Linked DNA regions of Homo sapiens: region 1 is linked to region 2. Evidence: read pairs that join two places in POLR2A ChIA-PET (ENCODE). Cell type or tissue: HepG2. All regions are shown on one strand. Links, peaks and the distances in the headings refer to the core of each region. The heading gives the core; the rest is flanking DNA.

The links. Peaks named below come from ENCODE experiments on the same cell type or tissue, not always from the same donor. Only the 100,000 strongest peaks of a DNase experiment are listed, where the experiment ranks them.
Region 1: POLR2A ChIA-PET joins it to region 2 with 5 read pairs; 2 of 35 experiments call an interaction of 5 or more read pairs at or near these places.

The regions. Positions count from the first base shown.
Region 1 is chr10:91,473,897-91,476,818 of GRCh38, reverse strand. All of the region lies in intron 5 of HECTD2 (HECT domain E3 ubiquitin protein ligase 2), which reads right to left. The region is part of intron 3 of HECTD2-AS1 (HECTD2 antisense RNA 1); the gene reads left to right. Among named protein-coding and RNA genes, the nearest start is that of HECTD2, 65 kb to the right of the region's middle. In HepG2, for the core only: no CTCF peak of the experiment used is centred there; no DNase peak of the experiment used is centred there.
Region 2 is chr10:91,607,576-91,610,497 of GRCh38, reverse strand. All of the region lies in intron 1 of HECTD2-AS1 (HECTD2 antisense RNA 1), which reads left to right. Among named protein-coding and RNA genes, the nearest start is that of HECTD2-AS1, 2.4 kb to the left of the region's middle. In HepG2, for the core only: no CTCF peak of the experiment used is centred there; a DNase peak (open chromatin) is centred at 1,537; H3K4me3 peaks cover 667 bases.

The sequences.
Region 1 (2,922 bases), core at 328-2,827, 130 kb after region 2:
GACAAAGGCCTCACAGGTGCTCACAGGGCAGGCAGGTGCCCACAGAACTTCAAGAAGACGGTTCTCACTCCTCTCGCCCTTTGCCCTCATTGAGAAATCTAGCCACAGCTTGACACAGGGACGGAGAAAGAAGCCAGCAACAGGATAGGGCAAGCATCTCTGTCACTCAAATGCTGGCCTTCCTGGCCAAGTCCCGTTTGGCACTCCTCCCCGGATGCCTGCGGTGGTGGCATTGCGCCATATCCTGCCTGGGCTCTGGCCTCTGTTCTGTCCTCCCTCTTGCTCTGTCTGCCCTGTTTCTGAGAAGCCTAGAGGCTTCTTAGTCTGGCTCAATGTCTTCAACAAAGAAGACTTCCCAGTCCATCAGGGAGAAACTTCGTGGGGGTCCGTGTCATGATTGTTTCCCTCTCCAAACCTATTTCTGGGTGATTGAGCAGGTGTGGTGATCCTGGAGCTCTGGGCTTCCATACCTGCCTGGGACAGGGAAGCTTTCTAGGTCTCAGATGCACCCAGATAACAGATTCACTGTCCCTATGTAAATTCTACCAATTTGCCTGCAACTGCACTTGACCAAGGTCAATCCCTTCATTTGAGTCCTACATCCCATCCCCTCTCATAATCTTGTCAAGGACATGGTTATTAAAGTTTTTCCTTATCTCTCCTGTATCATCCGTTTCTCCCTCTCTACTAAAACATTCCTATCAGTATAACAACGCAGACTAACATCACTGGCACTGATTTGCTGTTCTTCTCCACTTTGCTCTATGCCCTCAGAGGCCAATTCTGAAGGACTGTATCAACTAGACTCCTTTGCCTTCTTATTGGGCTCAGCTAATAGAAAGCACTAGCAGAAAAGAAAAGAGAGTGAAGTTGGGGTATTTGTTCCCTCAGGTCCCCACCTCCAGGGTCACCATGGGATGGTTGTCATGGGTCGGCTGTGTCCCTAGAGTGAAAGTCCCATCTCCTGTAAAGCAGCCCTCTCACCCACAGTTCATCTCTAGATTCTCCCCTGGGCACTATGCTGTCCTTATGGTCTCACTTACTCTGCTAACAACTTTGTAAATAACCCAATTTACCAATTTGAGTGTGTTGTCTGTTTACTACCAGGACCCTGACTGATGTATTGACTTTATTTAAAACATCTCGTTTGGGCCATCTTCTAGCTACCGCCTCATTTCTCTGCTTCCCTTCATAGTGAAAGCTCTCAAGAATTATCTGTACTATCTCTTCTCATTGTCAACTCATTCCAAATAGGCATATTAAAGTCTTACTAGACTCTTATTAAAGTCATCAATTATCTATAGCTTATGAAAGACAATGGTCAATTCTCTGTCCAAACCTTACAAAATGTCTCAGCAACATCTGACAAGGTGGAATACTCTTCTTTTTTAAACACTTTGATCTCTCCTTCACGAATGCCTTATCCATCTAATTAAATGGCAACAGCATCCACTCAGTTTCCTGTCTTTCTTGCCTTTGAGTGCCACATCCAATGTACTGGAAGTTTTACTAGCTCTACTCCATAATATATGAGTCTGAACATTTCTATTTTCATTGCCAAAATTGCTAATCCAAATATCAACTTTTGCTTCAACTACTACAAGGCCTTCCTAACTCCTTTCTCTTGACACACTACAGACCATTTTCTGCTAAGCATCTAGAGAGATCTTTCTTAACTATAAATGATCCCTGCCGAAAACACTCAATGACTTTCCATTACCATACAATTAAACTTGCATGGTCATATGCAGTCTCATCTCTTACCAACCTAGTCTTCTCCTTTCTCCCAAATTCACCAAGCTTTAGTCTCACAAGCCTTATTTCTGAATTTGCCAATTGTGTTCCCTTCTCAGGGCCTTTTTATTAGCTGTCACTTCTGTTAGTGCGCTGCTCTCACAGATCTTCTCATGGTTTCAGTTATTTTCATCATTAAGACCTCAATTGTTGCCTTACAGAGGCCCTCCCTGAGCTTCCTAGCTAAAAGCAACCACTAATCACTTCTTATTACATTGCCCTATCTTCTCGAAGCACTTATCAGTATCTGAAATTATCTTTCTTCACATTTGTTTTCACATTTATTTTCTATCTGTAACCTGCCCCCAATAGAAATTAGAATATAAGCTACTTAGAGCTGTATATGACATGCATTTTTGTTTAACACTGTATCTCCAACACCAAGACAATACATACTCACTGACTAACTGCTCAACTCTTTGCATACTTAAGTTGAATCCTTCCAAGATGCAAATAAAAATCAACCTCTTCTGTATAACCTTCCCAATTCCAGTGATTTCTCCCTCATCTGATCATCTGTAGTATTTACTTTCCTAAAGGCCATATCTTCTGAAGTTAGTAACAACGATTTCAACTTCCTTTGGTTTAGAAGGTGTCTGGTATATATTCTATATACCCTTACTTTCAACCTTTTTAGGTATCTCTTGTGCTTAGCATGGAATATAATTTTTAAAAATCTAAAGTGATAGTCTCTTCTAACCAGTGAGTTTAGTGCATTTATATTCGTTATTCAATTACTTATTCCTATATTTGGACTTGTTTCTGCAATCTTATTTTTTGTTTTCATTCAACTCACTTTTTAATGCTTCTTTTTCCCATTCCCCTACTCTCCAGTTAAGAAAGTTATTTGCTCCACTTGCACTGTTTTAGAGGTTACTTTTGATTTCTTATTATTCATAGTTAACAAGCCTAAAGTTAATATTCTACTCTTTCTTTAGAGCATCTTAGAATACTTTTAATTCCAATAAGCTTCCTCTACTTATGTGTTGTTATTCTCCCATCTTTTGGCTTTTTCTTCTTAATTACACACATTAGACATCAATTTTATGCAGGCATTTTTTAGGGTGACACATAAATACAGTTGACCCTTGAACAACATGAGAGTTAGGAATGCTGACCCCCAATGCA
Region 2 (2,922 bases), core at 254-2,753:
CCTGTCACATAACGTAACATTAGAGCTTCACTTTCCTCCTCTGACATGCCTTGATCATGTTTACCCTTCAGGATTCTTGTGGAATTTAAGTGACATTATGCATGTAAAGGCCTCTGGATTAAAGGGAACTCTTGTACACTGTTGGTGAGAATGTAAATTAGTACAGCCATTTTGGAAAGCGGTATGATGGTTCCCGAAAAAATGGAAAATAGAACTACCATATGATCCAGCAATCCCACTTCTGGGTGTACATCCAAATGAATTGAAATCAATACGTTGAAGAGATATCTGCACTCCCATGTGAATTGCAGCATTATTCACAATACCCAAGATATGGAAATAACCTAAGTGACCATCAATAGATGAATGGATAAAAATTTTAGTATATATACACAACAAAATACTATTCATCCTTAAGATAGAAGAAAATTCTGTTATTTGTGATGACAACATGAATTAACCTGGAGGACATCATGCTAAGTGAAATAAGCCAGGCACAGAAAGATAGATCCTATGTGATCTCACTTAGAATGTGAAATCTAAAAACTTCAAACTCATGGAAGTAGAGAGTAGAATGGTAGTTATAAGAGGCTGATAGGTGGGGGCAGATAGGGAATGGGGAAATGTTGGTCAAGGTGTACGAAGTTTCATTTTTAGACAGGAGGAGTCAGTTCTGGGGATCTGTTGCACAGCATGGTGGCTATAGTTAATAATAATATATTGCATATTTCAAAATTGCTAAAAGATAGATTTTAAATGTTCTCATCACAAAGAAATCGTAAGTATGTGAGTTGATGAGCCTGTTAAATTAGCTTGATTTGATCATTCTACAATGTATACATATATCGAAATATCACATTGTACCCCATAAATATGTACAATATTTGATAATTTTGAAAATAGATAATGTGGCTCAAACCATAAGAAATTTTTGGAGTAGCCAACTTGAAACTTACAGCTTTAAGGCTAAGAACTTTGAGAGTGTGGGTGTGGGGTGCCCAATTCTATATATGGGAATGATGAGGAGAAGCTAAAGGACTTTTCAAGTGTGTGATGTAGGAGTCAGGTGGAGATTACATATGGGAAAAGGCTTTGCAAACCATGAAGTGAGGAAAAGTGTTCACACACTTATAGCCAGAACACTGCAAGAGTTAATAATGGTCCTATTGCAGGCTCAGGGGCCTATCGTTTATTTATAGAAATGCCTTGGGGAGTTACAGATGGGGAGGGAAAGCAAAGAATGTGTTTCTGTGCATGCCTGTGTGTGTGTGTGTGTGTGTGTGTGTGTGTGTGTGAGAGAGAGAGAGAGAGAGAGAGACAGAGAGACAGAGAGAGAGAGAGAGAGAGAGAAATGTACAGGTTTAGCTTTTTCTGAGTTTCTATTTAACACACACCCCCTACCTCCTCCCTTCTCCCTTTTCTACCCCCTTATCTCCAGGCTGTCTCAGTGTCACCTCCTCCGGCCAGTTCCTTCTGGACACCTTGTCTGTCCTTGAGCTATCATGTAATCCTTCCGGGTATTGCCTCAGCTAGCGAGAGCCCAGTCCTGGCAGAAGCCACCCTGCAAATAATTCACTGTGAAAGCTGGGCTTGTTCTCTTCAAAGGGTAAAGTGGGCTAACGAGAAGGGACGAGAGCGTCCCCTGCCCCACCTCCACTCCCTCACAAGTTCTCTTTGGAAACTACCCTTCCCCTTCCTGGGATGACCTCTGTCCTTAATGAAATGGGAGAAACAGAATGTCAAGACTTGTTTCCTTTCCAAATAAAAGAGGAACGCGCTGAAGTGCATTTTAAATGCTGTCTGGCAAGAGTGGCGGGTTGGGGGAAGGGAGGAGGCTGACTTGCCTTTCTTTGCTAGATATCTGGGCACTTGGCCCACACGCTCTTTCTCCGTGAGATTTGAAGGGCAATGTGTCATTCTGGGAGAGGTCTGCAGTTTCTCCAAATATAAACTTTGCTGTTCTTAGGGTCATCATGTACAAGGGCAGTTGTGTTCATAGAACATATTAGGATTTAGAGGGATAGATATTAAGTAGGAGACCCCAAAGAAGTTTTGGGTCAGATTCCTGCTCTACTCCAGGGCCAGGGCCTATGCCCAGGACAGTGGAAAATAAAAGGAGTGCTTAAAATATTGGGAGCTGTAAGGAGTTGAATGAAAGGAGCACCCTTAAGGGATAGGGTGTCTGGGAACAGCTTCTTAAGTGGCAATATGAAGGATGGGTGGAGTTTGGACAGACACAGAGGAAAAGACGGTGTTTCTGGAAGCCACAGAGCACGAAAAAAGGCAGGAGGTGGCAATGACTATGGTGTGGTGGGAAAGCAGAGAGAAATGTGGTTGGCCACAGTCTGGGGCTGTGATGAGGATGAATGTAGCCAAATGATGGAGGTTGAGGAAAGTAGTCTTTTTAAAATTTAGGTAAAAGGGAGACAGACTGAAATTTGTCTTTCTCTGGATGCAATGCAATGTGAGCAGAGGATTAAAAAGTGGCCGGATGACTCAGGGAGACAGAGAGGTCAGTTGGGGGAGTCATTGTAGTAGCTCAAGTGAGAAGAGATAAAAACCTGGACTGAGGATGGCCAGTGAGCCTGACTGGATTAAGAGGAGCAAGGCAGCCCAGCCCCTCTGAGTGAGCTGCTTTTGTGGCCTTCTAGTACAGAATGAGAAGAGGTTCTTGGCTGGGCTAGCTTGGCCATAGTTATCTAGGGACTGGAAAGTGGCTTTCTGCTTATGTGAATGACTTGTATGACAGTACTGGATGCAATGCGCTCTTGATGTTTCCTCTTCAACTCAAGAGTATAGCGTCTGTGGCTGTTTGTTTCTAATTATTTCTTTTGTAGTTGGCAGTGATGGCCAAGAATTGGAGGTCAGTGAGCATGCTTTTTGTTTGGCTCAGTGAGTGGGTTTTGATTTTTTGTGGGAGAT